2 separate regions of the Homo sapiens genome follow, and region 1 is linked to region 2. A link is a contact called in ENCODE Hi-C or POLR2A ChIA-PET data. All regions are on one chromosome and are shown on one strand. Each heading gives the region's core, a stretch centred on a gene start or an enhancer-like site at or near the end of the contact. The rest is flanking DNA. Distances are from core to core; before and after follow the strand shown.

Region 1 (3,972 bases), core at 845-3,344, 1.2 Mb after region 2:
AGGAGAATCACTTTCACCTGGGAGGCGATGGTTGCAGTGAGTCAAGGTTGCACCAATGCCCTCCAGCCTGGGTGACAGAGCGAGACTCTGTCTCAAAAAAAAAAAAAAAACCCAAAAATCTCAAATATAGAATACAGTTCATTTATGCTGGATTTCATCAAATCACTAGAAGGAAGATCGTGACATTTTAAAATCATAAATTTAGCAGGAAAATTTTTACCTACTTCTTTTAATTTTCTGTGGCAGTTTTTTAAACTGAAAGGACTCACAGATCATCAGATTTAGAAGAATAGTCTGGGCACAGTGGCTCATGCCTGTAATCCTGGCACTTTGGGATGCTGAAGTGGGTGTATCGCTTGAGCTCAGGAGTTCAAAACCAGCCTGGGCAACATGGTAAAACCCTGTCTCTACCAAAATTACAAAAATTAGCCAGGTGTGGTGATACACACCTGTAGTCCCAGCTACGCAGGAGGCTGAGGTGGGAGGATTGCTTGAGCCTAGGAGGCAGAGGTTGCAGTGAGCAGAGATCGTGCCACTGTGCTCCAGCCTGGGCCAAACAGTGAGACCATTTATCAAAAAGAAAAAAAAAAAAGAAAAATCGTAAGAGAAGAAAGACTGGATAAGCATTATCTGTATCATTACAGTGGGTTTTTAGACTTTTTTTTTTTTTTCTGGCAGAGGTGAGGGGACAAGGAGTGGCCCCATAGTTGTTTGGCAATATAAAAGCTGTAGGAAAACGTCCATGTAGAGGTTGAGTATCTCTAATCCAAAAATAAAAAATCAGAAATTCTCCAAAACCTGAAACTTTTTGAGCACCTATATAAAAATCAAAGGGAATATTCCTTGGAGCATTTTAGACTTCTGATTTTTGGAATAGGGATGCTGTATAATGCAAATATTCCAAAGTCTGATATCTGAAATCCAAGCATTTCTGGTTCCAGGCACTTTGGATAAGGGACATTCAATCAGTATATAATTTTCTGGGGGTTCAGACATCTCTAGTAGCCCATCCAGGTAAACAGCCTCTGCCCAACAGGAGACTAAGCAAGCACTCAAATCCTTTTGGTGCTGAAATTGGTTACTCAGTCTTCGGGACTGAACTTTTTTGAGGCTGTGGTCAGGGACAGTGGCTGAGGAAGTTGAGAGCTCTGCTTTTGGGGCACTGGCACGGGTGTGTGTGCCTCTCTCCCCGACAGTCTGGATTATTTGTTTCTCCTCTTGGGTGACCTCTTTTTCTGAGTCTGGCTGGGAGTTGATGCAGCCACACCTGCTCCCTTTTCCAGATTGCCCTTTGAAGACCAGAGCTCAGGGGCTAGCCTCTCCCACTCTTTTCTTTAAAGGACTTTTCATTAAAAGACATTACATTGAAAGACTGTGTTAAAGAACTATACTACAAAGGGCTGGAGTGGGCAGACCCAGGGTTCTGGCAAGTGACATCTTAGGGCTCCTCAACAAACTGGGAACTTAGATTTTTTCCTTGCAGCCTCTTTCCTGGTTTACAGTTTCACAGTTCTTAAGATGGTGTTTGGGTTTGTCATACCGTTCTGTCTACTTTTGTATAGTTGGATTTTTTCATAATAAGAACTTAAAAGATACGGTATTTGAGATTTTGTTCTCCACTGTCTCCAGAGCCGGTTCTCAGCCTCCTTTCCGGCCCCGTTTTAAGAGGGCTGGCAGCCCCTCTCTCCCAGAACTTATCTTGTCTCAAGTGGCACTTCTGTCTCTAACTGTCTCCAGCCTGGCGACACCTAGTTTACCTGGGAAGTCTTCTCTTTGGGTGTTAACTCACAAAAAGGAAGAGATCACCCTCACCTGGGTTTTTATTTATTTTATGCTTCTCATTAAAACAAAACATTTGATTCAGCTGCTTTGGCAATTGAGAGCAGAGACCAAAGTGCTATTTTTAAGATGTAACAAATAACAGTAGTTTATTTTTATATTCGGGCTAGTGATAGGAAACTGGCTGAAGGTAAGGCCAGGAGCATGAAGTAATGGAAAACATACAGTGGCGCTGATGATATTTGGGAGAGAGGGTTTCCTGTGAACAAAGAAAGCCATTAGCTACTGGGTGGGAGGGACGGAGACGCTCCTGGAGTAATACTGCCATCTTGTGGGTTTTTGAGGCATTGCTATGTGGCGCAAGCGAAGCCCTTCCCAGTTCCTAATCATCCCAGAGATCACCAATTGTCTCAAAACGCCAAGTTATGTAATCTCTTTCTGGGCCCAGGTATGTTTCCCTGCATTTTTCCAAGCATCTCTCTCCCTTCCTTTTCCTCTCCTCTCTTCCCTTAGAAATTCAGTTTTCACCCCCCACCCCGGGTGTTTTAGAGGTTGCCCAATGTGAAAGCAAATACTGTTGTTGGCTCTCGGTATTCGTGGTTCCAGGACCCCCCAACCCCCATACCAAAATCCCAGAGGCTCCAGTCTCATACATAAAATAGCATTGTATTTACATATTACCTATGCACGTCTTGTGTGCTTTAAATCATCTCTGGATTACTTATAATACCTAATACAATGTATATGCTGTGTAAACAGTTGTTAAACTGCGTTGCTTTTTATTTGTATTATTATTTATTGTTGTGTTATGATTTTTTACTGTTTCTTTTTCCCTGAATATTTTCGATCCATGTTGAATAGGTGGATGTGGAACCTGAGGTTACAAAGGGGCTGTATTTAAAACCAATTTAAGGTAGATGTGATTTAAAGGAAGTTTTGTGTTTTTGTTTGTTTATTAGATATGGGGTCTTGCTGTGTTGCCCAGGCTGGAAGGTAGGGGCTATTTACAGGCTCCATAATGGCACACTACAGCATTGACCTCCTGGCCTCAAGCGATCCTCCTGCCTCAGCCTCCTTAGTAGCTGGGCCAAAAGGCACTAGCCACCGACCAGTCTGGAGGAAGTTTTTAATCCACTGGAGTGAAATTTAACTTTTGGGATTAATAGCTCAATTTACACAAGTCAAATGTCATTATAACTCAGATCTTTTTAAAGATGAATCTAATTTAAATCAACACTCAGCAAGTGTCTGTGTGGTATTACCTATTATGCTGCCTGCAGAGGGTTATGGGGACGGATGGAGCAGCTCAGATCTGGGGAGGGGAGAAGGCCACTGACTCTGCCAAATCCCCGTAGTGGAGAGGAATCAACAGTGCTAGGGAGGCAGGAAGGAGAGAGTGGTGAGTTTTCACCAGGGAGGAGCGAGAATTCTAAGCTTTAACTGATAAACCATGAGCCACATATAATACGGAATTTCAGTCCAGTGAAATAATTGGTCGACTCCCTAGGAATATTATTGGTAGACTCCCTAGGAATTTTCTTACAAGCAAACCTTATTTGACAGCCCATCACATAAGTTATCTTTCACATAAATGGTCTCATTTACTCCTCTCAGCTATTTTGCGAGGCTGGCATTACCATTATTCCTGTTTTGGGTACGACTGGAAATGTATTTTGACCACTGCTATTGCAAGGATGTGAACCCAGGACTTTTGACTCTTAGGTTTAATTCTCTTTCCACAGAGGATTTATGGCAAATGAGTTAAAGGTTTTCATATAGGTGGGCACCAAATTGGAATTGTCAGTTTCAAAACTGTCCTATTAGTACAAATAATTGGGTAAAATACAGTTGGCCTTTCATATGCATGGGTTGTGTATCTGTGAATTCAACCAGCCTTAGATTAAAAATACTTAAAAAATTCAGTGTTGAATATGTAGAAAGTATTTTTTTTACAGCTTTTAATTGTACCTTTATTCAACTTAGTTCATTAAAAATGTACTTGTTTTAAAGATCCTGCAAATAAAGTGACCACTCACTAATGTGGGCTATAGGTCACCCCTCAGCATGTTATTTATTTTTTTTTAAAAAGCAGTATGTCTTATAGGAATCTTACTGATCACACAGTAGTTACAATAATGTCAGATGTGATGTATACATTCTAAATGAGACAGGCTGGTTAAGAATTTACATAAT
Region 2 (3,828 bases), core at 808-3,307:
TCTTATCTTAAAGAAATACAAAGGATCTGGTTCAGGAAACTTCCAGATTTATGTGCACCTACAATTACTGAATCACATGTTGCTAAAATTTTCATATTTTATATCAATGTAAGGGGCAGAATCTTTACACAGATAACATTTTTCCAGAGCCTGACTATTGCCCTATACATTTTTAAGCTGCCCAATAAATATTTAGTAACATTTTTTGTGTCTCCAAGTGAAAATAGATCCAGACAATAAACAAACATCACTAATGTACTTCTTTAATTCTTCTTTAATCTTAAACTCTACAGATTTCCAAGAGATCATGTGTCAGAAGCTGTGTCCCACATGGCAGACCATGAGCTCTCCAATGTGGGAGATGGGCCCACCTGGCTGCTTAAGTCCCTGGAATGACCACTGTGTGTCTTGTAGTTGGCACATCTGTTTACCAGCTCAGGAGGAAGAACATGACAGTGATGTTTACAGATACACAGGGGCACTGTGTACAGAATGAATCAATTCACTCTGTGTTGGCCCTTATAGATGTATTTCCATCTATATTTTTTGTTCTTATTTTCTCACTGTTCTCATATTCCGTGCTCTCCTGTTTACCTTGTTGCTTTTGGCATTTTGAGAAGTGTTTTTGTCTTCTTTGTATAAATGTTGTGGATAAAGCACTTAGAGGATTTCAGAGAAAGCTCACTACTATACAAACCTAATAAATCTACAACGTCCTGTTATATAGAAAACCAATACTGACTGCCTCTGAGATACAAATACTTGATTTACTTCTTCTATGTTATATAAGTGAAACATTACTATTTAGAAAAACTTAAGTAGTCAACTGAATCTTTTTTTGTTGTGCTCTGATGCATTTGAAAAGATTCTGTAACCTCATTAAATTATCCCATCCCATTTTACATAATTCATCAGTACTTAATTGTACACTGTTTTCTTCCTTTGTCAGTATTTTTTAACAAACTCTGTATTTGATGCATCCTGTGGTTAAGACAAAACAAAATTAAATGCAATTGTTTCTCTAAAAATCATGATTATTCCTTGGTTCGTTCTTTGAACGTTTCGTGGACTAAGCCAGGCACACTAGGGCATATGGCAGAGGAGGCAGAATGCCATTGCTCACACTGCTTTGCCCTCTAGAGGCTGGAGGGAGGGGCTTCAATGACTTTCCCTGAAGAACCACTTTTTACCTGGGTTCTAGATATTTCTCTTAAGAAAGCCACTTTTTGTCCACAGTTCTGACTTAGATTCAGAGGTCTGGGAGATGTTGACTGTTGCCTTTCATGGAGTAACTGCCATTGTGTTTTTTTAAGAGAGCTTTAATGAATGAGTTTTAGGACTATGTGGAAATTTCTGTGAAATGGTTAAGATTCTCCTATATAGTTTTGAAACTGGGTCATAGAAATACAGAAGAAAAAGAATTAAAATTCTTTCATTACACTTACAGTGACTCCATCCATTGTTTGCAGTGAGTAAGTGACTCATCTGTAACTCAGTATTTTGGGAGGAGGAGGAGGAAATGCCAAGTTCGAATCACATCCCTTTGTGCAGGCAGCAGAGTTGTAGGGGAAGGAGCTGGGCTTGCAGGGTGAGAGGTTGGGGGTCATAACTGGGTGCCAGTCTGTGTACTGTAGCTGTTACTTAATCTCTCTGAATATGTTTCTTCATTTGTAAAATGAAGCTAGAATGGCGTCATTAGGAATGTTAGGTGAGATGAGTCAGCACTGGTTTGACATGTAATAGGCACCAAAAAAATGAGTTTTCTTTCCCATTTCTTCTCTAATATCATAGAAAGAGAGCACTGAAAGGAACCAAATGACATAACTTTTTTTCTTTAAGTTGTGAATTGACGATTTATGTTTGTATACATTTATGGGATACAAAGTGATGTTATGATTTATGAATCTAATGTGGAATAATTAAATCAAGCTAGTTAATATAGCCACCACCTCAGATAGTTAACTTTTTTGTAATTGTAACATTTGAAATTTACTCTCCTAGCACTTTTGAAATGCACAATATACGCATACCTCAGAGATATTGCAGGTTCTGTTCCAGACCATTGCAACAAAGTTAATATCACAATAAAGTGAGTCACACAATTTTGTGGTTTCCCAGTGCATATAAAAGTTATGTTTACACTATACTGTAATCTATTAAGTTTATAATAGCATTATGTCTATAAAAATGAATATACCTTAATTTTAAAGTATTGCTAAAAATGCTAATGATTATCTGAGGCTTCAGTGAGTCTTAATCTTTTTGCTAGTGGAGGGTCTTGCCTTGATGTTTATGGCTGCTGACTGATCAGGGTGGTGAAGGGTAGGGTAGCTGTAATAATACCTTAAGACAACAATGCAATTTGTCACATCAGTTTACTCTCCCTTTTACAAAAGATTTCTCTGTAGCATGTGATGCTGTTTGATGGCATTTTACCCAAAACAGAACTTCTTTCAAAACTGGAGTCAGTCCTCTCAAACCCTGCTGCTGCTTTATGAACTAAATTTATGGAAATATTTTAAGTAATTTGTTGCCATTTCAAGAGACTTCACAGCATCTTCACCAGGAGTAGATTCTGTTTCAAGAAACCCACTATCTGGCTGGGCACCATGGCTCACACCTATAATCTCAGCATTTTGGGAGGCCGAGGCAAGTGGATCACTTGAGGCCAGGAGTTTGAGACCAGCCTGGCCAACATAGTGAAATCTGGTCTCTACTGAAAATAGAAAAAAACAAAAAATTAGCTGGGCGTGGTGGTGCATGTCTGTAATCCTAGCTACTCGGGAGGCTGAGGCATGACAATTGCTTGAACCCAAGAGGCAGGGGTTGCAGTGAGCTGAGATCATGCCACCGCACTCCAGCCTGGGTGTCAGAGTAAGACTCTGTCTCAAAGAAAGAAGGAAAGAAGGAAAGAAGAAAGGAAGGAAGGAAGGAGGGAAAGAAAGAAGGAAAGAAGGAGAAACCACTATCAGTGTTTATCCATAAGAAGCAACTCTTTGTTCATTCAAGTTTTATTGTGAGAGCAGCAATTTAGCCACATATTCAGGCTCCATTTCTAATTCTAGTTCTCTTACTATTTTTACATCTTCAGTGACTTTCTCCACTGAAGTCTTGATGTTCTCAAAGTCATCCATTAGGGTTGGCATCAACTTCTTCCAAACTACTATTGTTGATATTTTGACTGCCTCCCATGAATCATAAATGTTCTCAATGGCATCTAGAAAGGTGACTCCTTTCCAGAAGGTTTTCCACTTACTGTACCCAGATCCATTGAGAAATTATAATCTATGGCAGTTTTAGCCTGACAAAATGCATCTCTTAAATAATAAGATGTGAAAGTCAAAACTAATCCTTAATCCGTGGGCTACAGAATGGATGTTGTATTAGCAGGCATGGAAACAACTCTTATCTCCTTACATCTCTATCAGAACTCTTGGGTGACTAGGTGCATTGTTAATGAACAGTAATGTTTTAAAATGAATCTTTTTTTTTTTTTCTAAGCAGCAAGTATTAACAGTGGGCTTTGTATATTTAGTAAACCATGCTATAAATAGATGAGCTGTCATCCAGGCTTTGTTGTTCCATTTATAGAGCACAGGCAGAGTAGTTTTAACATAATTCTTAGGGGCCCTAGAATTTTCAGGATGGGAAATGAGCATTTTCTTCAACTTAAAGCTACCACTCTATTAACCCATAACAAGAGAGTTAGACTGTCCTTCGAAGCAAAGAACTGACTTCTCCTATCTGCTACTGAAAGGCCTAGATGGCATCTTCTTTCAGTATAAGATATCATTGAATATAAGATGCCATTGAATATAAGATATCAAA

Evidence for each region. Hi-C counts contacts between places; a loop is a spot of excess contacts on that map. ChIA-PET counts read pairs that join two places held with the same protein, here RNA polymerase II (POLR2A).
Region 1: a loop to region 2 is called in a map of heart right ventricle, with 5 times the contacts of the local background. The contact joins two enhancer-like sites. A Hi-C loop is called at or near these places in 1 of 168 maps with a recorded cell type or tissue (heart right ventricle). POLR2A ChIA-PET finds 5 or more read pairs at or near these places in 1 of 52 experiments (BJ).

The regions. Positions count from the first base shown.
Region 1 is chr9:19,455,502-19,459,473 of GRCh38, forward strand. No RefSeq gene overlaps it. Among named protein-coding and RNA genes, the nearest start is that of MAP1LC3BP1, 5.9 kb to the right of the region's middle. RefSeq lists enhancers at 1,740-2,335, 1,930-2,224, 2,239-2,378. Within about 2 kb of position 2,095, at least 6 of the 41 ENCODE cell types and tissues checked have a DNase peak (open chromatin) inside an H3K27ac peak, as active enhancers do.
Region 2 is chr9:18,236,859-18,240,686 of GRCh38, forward strand. It overlaps a transcript of ADAMTSL1 not described here. Among named protein-coding and RNA genes, the nearest start is that of ADAMTSL1, 240 kb to the right of the region's middle. Within about 2 kb of position 2,058, at least 4 of the 41 ENCODE cell types and tissues checked have a DNase peak (open chromatin) inside an H3K27ac peak, as active enhancers do.